Regions from separate parts of the Homo sapiens genome. Here region 1 is linked to region 2. The links are chromatin contacts, found by Hi-C or POLR2A ChIA-PET in ENCODE. All regions are on one chromosome and are shown on one strand. The core of a region is the stretch at or near the end of the contact, and the rest is flanking DNA. Distances in the headings are between cores, read along the strand shown.

Evidence for each region. Hi-C counts contacts between places; a loop is a spot of excess contacts on that map. ChIA-PET counts read pairs that join two places held with the same protein, here RNA polymerase II (POLR2A). Pooled maps may share reads with other maps.
Region 1: a loop to region 2 is called in a map of ascending aorta, with 5 times the contacts of the local background. The contact joins two enhancer-like sites. A Hi-C loop is called at or near these places in 5 of 168 maps with a recorded cell type or tissue (aorta, ascending aorta, cardiac septum and 2 more) and 4 of 50 pooled maps. POLR2A ChIA-PET finds 5 or more read pairs at or near these places in 2 of 52 experiments (AG04450 and OCI-LY7).

The regions. Positions count from the first base shown.
Region 1 is chr2:71,878,893-71,883,627 of GRCh38, reverse strand. No RefSeq gene overlaps it. Among named protein-coding and RNA genes, the nearest start is that of CYP26B1, 270 kb to the left of the region's middle. RefSeq lists an enhancer at 1,971-3,170. Within about 2 kb of position 2,652, at least 8 of the 41 ENCODE cell types and tissues checked have a DNase peak (open chromatin) inside an H3K27ac peak, as active enhancers do; they include ascending aorta, where a contact is called at or near this core.
Region 2 is chr2:71,828,523-71,833,758 of GRCh38, reverse strand. No RefSeq gene overlaps it. Among named protein-coding and RNA genes, the nearest start is that of CYP26B1, 320 kb to the left of the region's middle. RefSeq lists an enhancer at 2,359-3,558. Within about 2 kb of position 2,343, at least 4 of the 41 ENCODE cell types and tissues checked have a DNase peak (open chromatin) inside an H3K27ac peak, as active enhancers do; they include ascending aorta, where a contact is called at or near this core.

The DNA.
Region 1 (4,735 bases), core at 1,403-3,902, 50 kb before region 2:
AGACTTGGGTTGCAGTTTCTTCCACAATGCTAACTTCTTGTGTGGTCCTGGACAAATCCCTTATGCCCTCTGTTTTCACCTTTGGAAACTGGAGAACACGCACACCTATCTCACAATGCCTGGCACATGGTGGATCCTCACAGCGTAGTCAGCCACAGGCCAAACCTGCAGTCTGGTGGGGCATCCCACTGGGAAGCACAGCCCCAGCTGGGGACTAGGAATGGGGACGACTGGTCAGCTGGCTCTGCTCTGGACAAGGACAGCAGGGCTGGATGTGCAGCGAGGCAGGCAGGCTGGGCAGGAGATAGGGTGGCTCGCTGCCATGGCACGGGCATCCTGCGTGGCCTTGGAAAGCTGGCTGCTGCGCCTGGCCTCCCTCCCCAGCTGTTCCTTCTGTTTCAGATAAATAGTTTCCGCCTGAGCAGCCTCCTCCCTGCCACCCCCAGCCAGCTTCCTGTTGCAACACCTCAGCTGGACAGTAAACACAGGCCCTATCTGTCTCTACCACATCCCTGGCTCCCTGCCAGCCACAGGCTCACCCTCTTCCAGCCCAGCCCCAGCCAGATGTGCCCGAGGCTTCCACAGCTGTTCCCTTGACCCCTGAGTCAAAGCTCTCTCTGTCAAGGGATTGCCCTGTCCCTTCCTACCCTTTCCATATTAGCTCTGCCCTCTCCTCCCTATCAGGGCAGGAATTGAGACGGCGCTGGGGTTGCCATTTAATTGTAGTTTTCTCCTCCACTCTCCACTCCTTAGCGGCCTCTGCAGTCTCCAGCCTTTGGCAACACTATAAACAATGTCCATTGTGTCTTCACTGTGCCACCAGCACCCTGCATCCCAGATCCATTGGACTTGTCTCCCCTGCCAGGCACCCAGGACGTCTGAGTGCTCCTGGACTCTCCTGACTGGGAGGAGGAAGTCTAACAGGCCCACCCGCGTGAGGTGCTCCAGACTCAGCACCACACCCCTCCCAGGACCCATCTTCCTTTTAGGCTCACATATGGTCTTACCTTCCCAAGAGGGGTCACCTCCATCCTTTCTGCCCTCACCCTGGCCCCATCCAAGCTCCCTGGAGGGTGAGGTCCCCACACTCATTCCCACCGGGAGAAGAAGGCTTCTGTTGTCTCTGGGGCTCTAGGACCTTCTGGGAGACAGGTCCTAGTGTTGGGCATGAAGAAAGCAGGGCCTCTTTCTGGCCTGTGCAAGAGTTTGGTGCTGTAGGTCCAACCTTTCTAGGCCCCCACCTTCTCACCTTAGCATCCGGCCATGGCTTCAGCATCCCTGGGAGACAGTAAGGATGTACCTATCTGTCTGTTCATATGGCCCTAACAGGACACCAATGGATACTCACAGTTGCATCTCTCTTGTTCTTTCTCTTGCTCAATTTCCCCCCATTCTCTCTCTCTGTCTCTCTCTCTCTCTCACACACACAGACACACACACACATGCATGCACACCAGCACACTAGAAGAAAAGGAGGGGGTGCAACATTTTCAATAATCTTTTAAGATAATTTGACACAATGGTCATTCAGACCATGATGAAAAGATTATCTGGGGAAATGATGTGAAAAGAAAGATTCTTCTGCTCAGAATGCAGTGGAAACCTGAGGCTCAGCCTGAGCTGGGGAGAAGGCTTCCTCCCAGCCATCAGGGCTCAGGTTCCAGTCTCCCAGACCCGAGCCTCAGCCCCCTGCACTGAGCTTCAGAACTTGGCCTGGCTCCTGCTCCTGCACCAAGCCTTTCCAGAGCTCACCTCTGTTTCACCACAGTCCCTGTGTTGCATCTTAAATCCCTTTTCTGTAGTCCCAGAGATGTTTCCTCAACTCATTGTTCTCTCATTTGCCACAAGGTCCCAGTCCCTGAATTGATTGTGCAGGGTCAAGGACCTGATTAGAGAAAAGGACAGCTAGAGAAAGGGACTTAGAAATCATTCTTGCTATCCTCTTTTTTTTATAGAAGGACATAATTGAGGACCAGACATACTAGCTGGTAATGATAGCAGCTGAAATTTGCTGAACATTTAAATGACTTGCCCCAGGACACCCAGCGACTAAGTGATTCTCACCTGGGTTAGTCTGACTTCAAAGTCCAGTGCCTTAAACCACTAGCTGTACTGCCTTCCCTGTAGAAAGGAGATTTGTGAAGCAACTTGTCAAAAATCCCAGAACAAATTTTGGATGCAGCTGGCCCCAGAACCAAGGTTGCTGTCACTAGCTGTGCACTGTAAAAGGCGAGGACCTTGGTGAGCAACTGTGATGAGGGCAGGGCCAGACCTGGCCTGAAAACCTTCTGCTGCCTCAGGTCCTGGTTCCTTCCTTCTCAGACCCAGTTTGGCTCTGGTCTGGGAGAATGTCTGGAAGGGACCTGGGAGCCCATCTTGCTAACACTTCACTGTGAGTTGCTCAAGGTCACGGGAGAGCTGGGGCACAGCCTAACTCCCAGACCAGCCCTCTCTACCCTGGCTCCATTCTCTGACCCCTTCTGTGATGGGCCAGGGCTTTCCAGGGCCACGTCAGCTCCAAGACTATTTTGGTGGTCAAGATTTGGTGGCAAGTCCCAACAAGTCCTCTCTGAGGGGTTAAGATTAGCACAGGGACCTCAGCTATGACTCACAGAGGTGGCTGGGGTCAGGCCAGCCTGGCTCCTGTTACTGCTGTCCTCTGATTCACCAGTGGAAAAATGTTTGGCCCAAGACCTTTCCCCAGCTGCCAGCTTCCTCCCTCTTCCAATCAACTGGGTGCTGAAGAGTGGGGATGGGGCTTCCCCATTCCTCAGCCTCAGAACCTGGGCTACCAGCAGTAGCTGGGCAGCTGGTTTGGGTTCAGGGATTCCCTTCTTTGGGGCCACTCTGATGTTCCCAAAACCTTCTCTCATTTTATCCATATTCCTGGTCTCCCCAATATCTAGCCAAAGGGCTGCAGTCTACCTTCTCTGCTTCAGCGAGAAAACCCCAGGTCAGGAGGGGCCTGGTGCAGTCAGGTTCTGTCTCCACCCTGCTGAGACCTCTCAGAGTTCGCTGCACCTATTCAGGTGTGATGGCCTCCCTGTAAGTGTAAGGCATGCACCATGTATGTGTCTCATGTCACTCTCACAATCTTAAAGTCAGGGAGGTGTCAGTGAATTAGCTGTGTGTGTGGGTACACGTGTGTGCACGTGTGTATGCACACATGTATGTAGAGGGAGCATGAGGAAGGAAACTAAAGGGCAGGCCTGGATAACCCATAGGGCTCCTAGCACCCTGAGTTCAGAAATCCCAGGTCAGTGCTGGCAGAACTCAGTTTTCACCATCTATAAGAGAAGAGTTTGGACTTGATGGCCTGGAAGTGTCTCAGCCCTGCAGGCCAGATTTTCCAGAGCCATCTGCTTCTCAAATGCTTTGCCTCCTGAACCACCCTTGGTCTTGTCACACACAGACGTGGCTTGGGGCTACAGATAGACAGTCATCATATTCCTAAGCTCCTTTCCAGGTCTGCATCCTGGAAGCACCTTTGAAGGGGCAGCCACGGCCGTCCGCCAGGCATCCCTGACCTCTCCAGAAGGCAGAAGGGAAGAAGCTGGAGGAAGGGGAGGGGCTGACTTCCGGTAAAACCTCGTGATTTCTGCCAACAATCAATCAGCAGCCGCCTTTCTGGCCCCACCCACTGCCACCCCTGCCAGCTTTGGATTCAAGTTGGCTTTCACCAAAGGCCTCAGAAGCCCTGGAATGGCGAGTGCAGTGGTCATTGTGACATTTCTTTTTCCTTCTCTGTTTTTCAAGAACATGGCAGAGACGTGGCTGCTGTGGAGCTGTGACTCGTGAATGGAACAGTCCTGGTTGGAAGGATCTGGGGCCTGGAATGTGCTGCTGTGGGCATCAGTGGAGCTGCCATGTGAAAAGGATGCCGCGTCCCCCTCCCCAGCATGGGGCAGTGAGCAGGGGCAGTGAGCAGGGCCAGCAGGGAGCAGCCTTCCCGGCATGCTGTGCCTCCAGGGACACAAGGGATGGAGGGCACAGTGGGGTAGGTCCCGGCAGGGAGGAAGGGTACCTGCTCCTGCCTCTTGCCTGGCATGAGGCCAAGCTGGAGAAGGGTAGTGGGAGCCCAGAGCCATCTCTGCAGCTGCAGAGTCCCTGGGACCACCTGCCCAGGAGCCCAAAGGCTGGTTAAACAAAGCAGCTAGCCCTGGAGAAAAGGCTGGACGGCAGCCCTTCAGAATACTGTAACCCTTCTATGCAGACAGACGCCGCTTAAATAATCAACAGAGGATGTGAACAGATGCTCCAGCTGGGTCAGGGTCCCGATCTCACAGGGTGGGGCTGGTGGCCGTGTGAGCTGGTGCGCAATAAACAGCAGTGTCCCTCCAGGGGCAGGGAGTGGTGTGGGCGGATGATGGCTTTAGATGGATAGTGTCAGCGGTGAGGAGGGATTGTTGTATAGAAGAAAGGATGATTCGGAAACCATGATGGAGCCAGAGGGAAGGGGAGGTACTATGACATGTCAAGACAAATCCACACAAGTGGGATCTCCTCGCCCATGAATGAGTGGTCCCTGTAGCCCCTAGTCACTGAGTGCTGAGGACACTGAATCCTCAGGGTGTGTGGCAGGCTCTGCTATGGTGGGTGGCTGCACCCTACAAAAGCTTTAGCTGAGCTGGGGCTCCAGGCAGGTCATGGAAGCTATGGCCACACACAGGGTGGGCTCAAGCCAGGGCAAGAGGTTGCCTCTCTGGCTCACCCCAAGCCTGCAAGGCAGGTTTGG
Region 2 (5,236 bases), core at 1,094-3,593:
CAGCAGCAGAGATGGGATCAAAGCCCAGGTGTTAAGCCTTGCAATCAGATTCTTTTTCTCCATACCATACTCTCTGACTTCATAATGATAATGGTGGTAATAATGGTGATAGTACTGGTGGCTGATGATAATGGTAGTGGTCATGATGGTGATGGTGGTGGTGATGATGATGATGATGATGGAAATAGTGATGATAATATTGGTGGTGATGGTGGTGGAAATGGCAATGGTAATGGCGATGATGGTGGTAATGGTGGTGGTGATGATGGTGATGATCCTGCTGGTGGTGGTAGTGTTGATGGCAATAATAGTGGTCATGGTAGTGGTGATGATGTGGTTAGGTGATAGTGGTGATTATGGGAGGAATGGCGATGATACGGTGATGATGATGGTAATGATGATGGTTAAGGTGGTTATAGTATGATGATGGTGGAGATGGCGGTAATGATGGTGACACAGCCTTGATGTGATAATGAAGATAAATTGCCTTCTCTCAGGGAATTCTCTTTAGGAATACATATTTTTGGATTTAATTCTTCAACCTTGGAATGATTTGGAGTTTGCGTCCTCATTCAAATCTTCATTCAGCAGCAGAAACCAAGTGTTGTGTGGCTGCCATGAGAATGCCCTGTTGGAACTCCTGCTGTGATGAGCAGATGGACAGGTGGCTCCTGCTGCTGTCCTTATAGATCTGCCATATCACTTGTGCCAAGGCCCTGCTTCCCAAGGGCTACTCTGGCCAGTGACCAACCACAGCGAGGTGACTGGCTCAGGCACTCCCCGTCCGACTCCACATCATGGATGAAATTTTCTTAGAACTGCACTGCAGTCTCAGACTCTTCCTCCCCAGCCCTTCTTTCTTCCTTCTCTCCTCCATAGGAGTCCAACATGCAGTGCCATCTGAAGGCTGTGCTCCCCTTCTCTAGCTCCTTCTCTTTTATTCCTCACAGCCATTTCCCCCAACAAATCTCTTCCATGTCTGCTCATGTCTTGTTCTATGTTTTTCAGCAGAATCATATTAATAAGCCTGGGTCACCAAACTGAGTAATACCACTCTGGCAAAAATAAAAATAATGGCTAAAATATTTTAGCAATGAGAAGAATTTTCTTCTGTGACTTAGAAGCTGTATCTGAGGACAGTTCCAGGCAGGAATGTTTGTAAACTTTGAGAAGGAAATTTGAGTTTGCCTTTGGCTAATTAAATCCTTGCTAGGGATCTGACATACAGTGGAGAGAAGGGAGGAAGGTGGGGGATCCACAGGACAGAGATCCCCTAAGGGGAATAAGCTAGATATGTTTCAGGGATGGTGAGCGACTCAGAATGACAGGAGTGGAAGAGAGGAGGAGGGGAAGAGAAGCTAAAGCTGGGCAGAAGCGGGGAACCAGGTAAAGACCTTGCAGCCAGAGCAAAGACTTGAGATTTGATGAGACAAGAAAAGAGGTAACAGAAGACTTGTGAAGGGGTGGCAGTGGCATTGCAGAGGGGCAGGGTAAGAAGGGGTTTCAGGGAAGGTACCACTTGGGGGCTGTGGGGGTCATCCTGCCAAGCAACAAGGAGAGCTGGGATTGAAATGGTAGATGTGGCAGAAATGGAAAAGTGGTGCTGAGAAAGGATGGACCCATTTTGCTGCCTAACTGGATGTGGGAGGTAAAGAAGAGGAGCCATGTCCCAGGGGCTCAGCCTGGGAGGAGACTGGAGGCATCCCTGACATAAACAAGATGGCCGAAAGGAGTTACATTCTGGAGGGAAGACTGTGAATTGTTTTGGGTCATGATTCTCCAGTAGTCATGTCCACTGAGGACTTGAAAACATGAACCTAGAGCACAGAAAAGAAGCTTTAGACTGGGTTGTAGCGAGGGAGCAAATGAACTCTCCTCTAGGAGCCGTTGTGTGCACTATAGATTCCTAAATGGAGAAAGCAGAGTCTTAGAAAATAACCTGCCCCTGCTTTGCTGGCAGAGAGGTAGGAAATGGCGATGGAGAGGCAGGGAGCTGGAAGGTAACAAGACAGACAGGAAGGGCAGAATTCCCGGGAAACAAGGTTGAGGCAGACATTTGCAATCCTGAGGGCTGGATCCCACAACCCGCGTCCTTCCACAGCCTTCCAGCCTGAGGGGTGCCCATATTGGCCCTGAAGGAAATGGGGACAGGCATCTGGGGCTTCCCATGGACCTCAAAGAAACTCTCCTCTAGGGTCATGCCAGAACAGAAGGGTGACATTCTGGCAGAGCTCGGGACTGTGGAGCCTCCCATGGGGCAGCCTCCTACAGCCTGCTCCCGTGGTGCAGTGGACACGTCGCTCTCCTGGGGTCAGCGCTGGGGCGGCAGCAGCCTCTGTGTGAGGTAGTGGTGCTGGCATCTGCTTCCCTGGAACAGGCACTAGGAAAACAGATGACCTCAGGCTGAAAGCTCTTAGAATCATTGCTCAGAAGAGGGCAGAAAAGACAGGCTAAAAATACACGCAGACCCAGATTCCCTACCTCTCCAGAAAAATTCCAAGAGAGTGTCCTACAAATGCATCTGATGCAGGCCCCTGAAATCTGCTGTTTCCTCACCAGCCTATCCATCACTCTCTCCTCGGGGCTTACACACCTGCCTTCTACCCAGGCCTGGCTCCTCTCCATCTCCAGAGCAGGCTGGGCTCCTTCCTACCTCCCAAACTTTGTCTGCATTCTCCCCTCCCCGAAGCACTCTCTCTTCTCCTCGTGGTTTATCCTCAGCTTGTTCAGGACTCATATTCATCTCACAGATCACCTCTGACCTCTTCTGGGGAGGCTCCCAGGCTTCTAAGCTCCTTTTGACTAAGAACCTGAATCACACAATGTGCCACTGGATGGTCTATCTTTCCCTCAATTTCTGAAGGTTAGATTGATCTTCTTATAAAAGAATCTTCTTAATGGCAGTCGGGGGAGGAGCGTGAGGAATCTCTGCCTGGGCTTTGCCCTGTGCCTCCTCCCTTTGGTTGAACCTCTGGGGGCCCTGGTGAGATCTCACATCAGAAGCTGGATTTCGATTGCTGCCGTTGTAACTGACTGGGATTTTTATTCTTTAGTGGCAGGAATGAGGACACGTGGAGTCAAGGGTGTGTCTCATGGCTGACCATTCCTATACAACTGTACCTTTGCTCTTCCCCCAGGGCCCTCTCCTTCTCACTGCCTCAGTCCAGCTGTCTCACTCTGAATGTGGGAGCCTCTGAACTACAAAAGCCCTGGGCGTAAGCAAACAATCTGACCCCTAGCAGGTCTCTAAAAGTTGCAGGTCGATAGAAGGAAGGAAGGGAGAGATGGAGGGAGGGTGAGAGAAGAAAATTAGTTTTTAAATCTAAAACTTCGGGCAGAAAAATGGAAATGAGGAATAAATATGTAGACTTTCTATAGCACAATTTAGTGTGTAATTATAACATACAAACAGTACAGTGGCTCACAAAGACATCAGTCTATCTCAGTTTTAACAAAGTAACTACAGATTATGGTCAGAATAGTAAACATTAAATCTTTCAATATTCTGGAGAAGAGCCAGGATGCTTACCTCTACAGCTCAGCTTGACTCACAAAGGGAGGGAAGTCCTCCTAGCTTCTCTCCAACCTTGGGCATGGCAGGGGGAATGATCATGAACCTCCTCCTCATCTTCCTCCTATCTGGTCCTTGAGAAACGCGTTGCTCTAGTCAGAGCAGAATGCTCCCTTGACCAGGCTTTCTGAGAGTGGGCTCACTCAGATACCACCTTCCTTTCCCTCTCACTTCCTGGGACTCAGCCTTCCCAGGCAGGCACGACCACCTTCCTGCCCACTCTCGCTTACTGTGCTGTGTCACACCTCCCAGACACAAAAGCAGCCATGTCTTTCTCTGTTTGCCTGTGGGTAGGTGGATGGGACATTTCCAGCCTATAGCTAGGTGGAGACGTGGATGTTAGGGACTTGGGGACAGGAAACATCCCTTGGGCTTCCAGGAAAGGGTCTCTGGGGCCAGCCCAGCTTATCAGAGAAGTCCTGCTTCAGGGAGATACTGGGCACTCATCAGAGATTGAGCTACTACTGTGTTTCCCTTTTGGATTTTATCCTTATGCTGTGATTCCCTTGGCAGGAAACCTGGAAGGAAGGGAGGTGAGCAGCCAGATTCAGGCCCCAAACCTCCCTGGAGTCCCAACAAGAAGCCAGGGCAGCAGTAATTCAGTGAAGATGCTGAATATGCCGTTCTCAAGGTCACACTCCCCCCATATCCTGTACATTCTGTGAAATTCTGCCCACAAGGCAGTGGATTAAGGTGGAAAGGAAAGGCTAAGAGATAGGAGACCTACAATTCCATCTCTGCTCCTAAAGAAATCCTTCCTCCTCTGCGGCCTCAGTTTCCTCAATGTAGAATGAGACTCCTCACTTGAAGCAACTTTATGGCCAGAATTTAGTTTGATACTTACAACCTTGTGTGCAGGAGAGAAGCCGACATGATCCCAGGCGTTGGGATTTAAGGGTGGAGTGGTGGAGTTAGGAGAGGAAACTCACATGTGTGAACCAACTGGCGAAAAATGCAAGAGAGAGTTTGATTGAATGCCTGAGTTAGTGGATCAGACCAGCAGTGCCTGGCTTGTGGGCTGGAGCTCTTGCAAGAGATCTGTACATCCATATGCCCTACAAGCATCGACCGAAGGCTGAATAAATAATACAACTTGCACGTATATGTGGGACTATTTTTCAAATCATCAATGCTGCTGTCACAAATAAAATGCAGATTCATTTGAAAGTGGTCCTGAATGCAGACTCCCTTTGGGTTGCTATGCATTTTCTCAAGCAGCAGACCTTATAAAGACAATTGTTGTTTACAGGGACATAAAACAATATCTGGCCTTTTATTTAAAATACTCGAGGGAAAAAAGGCAGGGGTGGATGAAACTGGAAGGAGAGAATGTTAATAATTATTGAAGCTGGATGATGAGTATTTGGGGGATTATTATACTCTTGTCTCAACTTTTGTATGTTTGACATTTTCCATAATAAAATGTTTCTTTAAAAGTATAAATGCTCTTTCTTATGTGGTCATTCATGAAATCTTTTGACATTAAAAAAGGGATTATTTGTGGAAAGCTGCTCACAACACACTGTTGAGTGAAAAAACACAGTTATAAAGCCATATGTAAGTATGAGTCTAATTCGCTTTCTTTAAAACAGCAAGGGTGTGTGCGTGTGTGTGTGCAGGAAAAAACCTTCATTTTAGACCTTCACTAAGATGTGAATGGTGGTT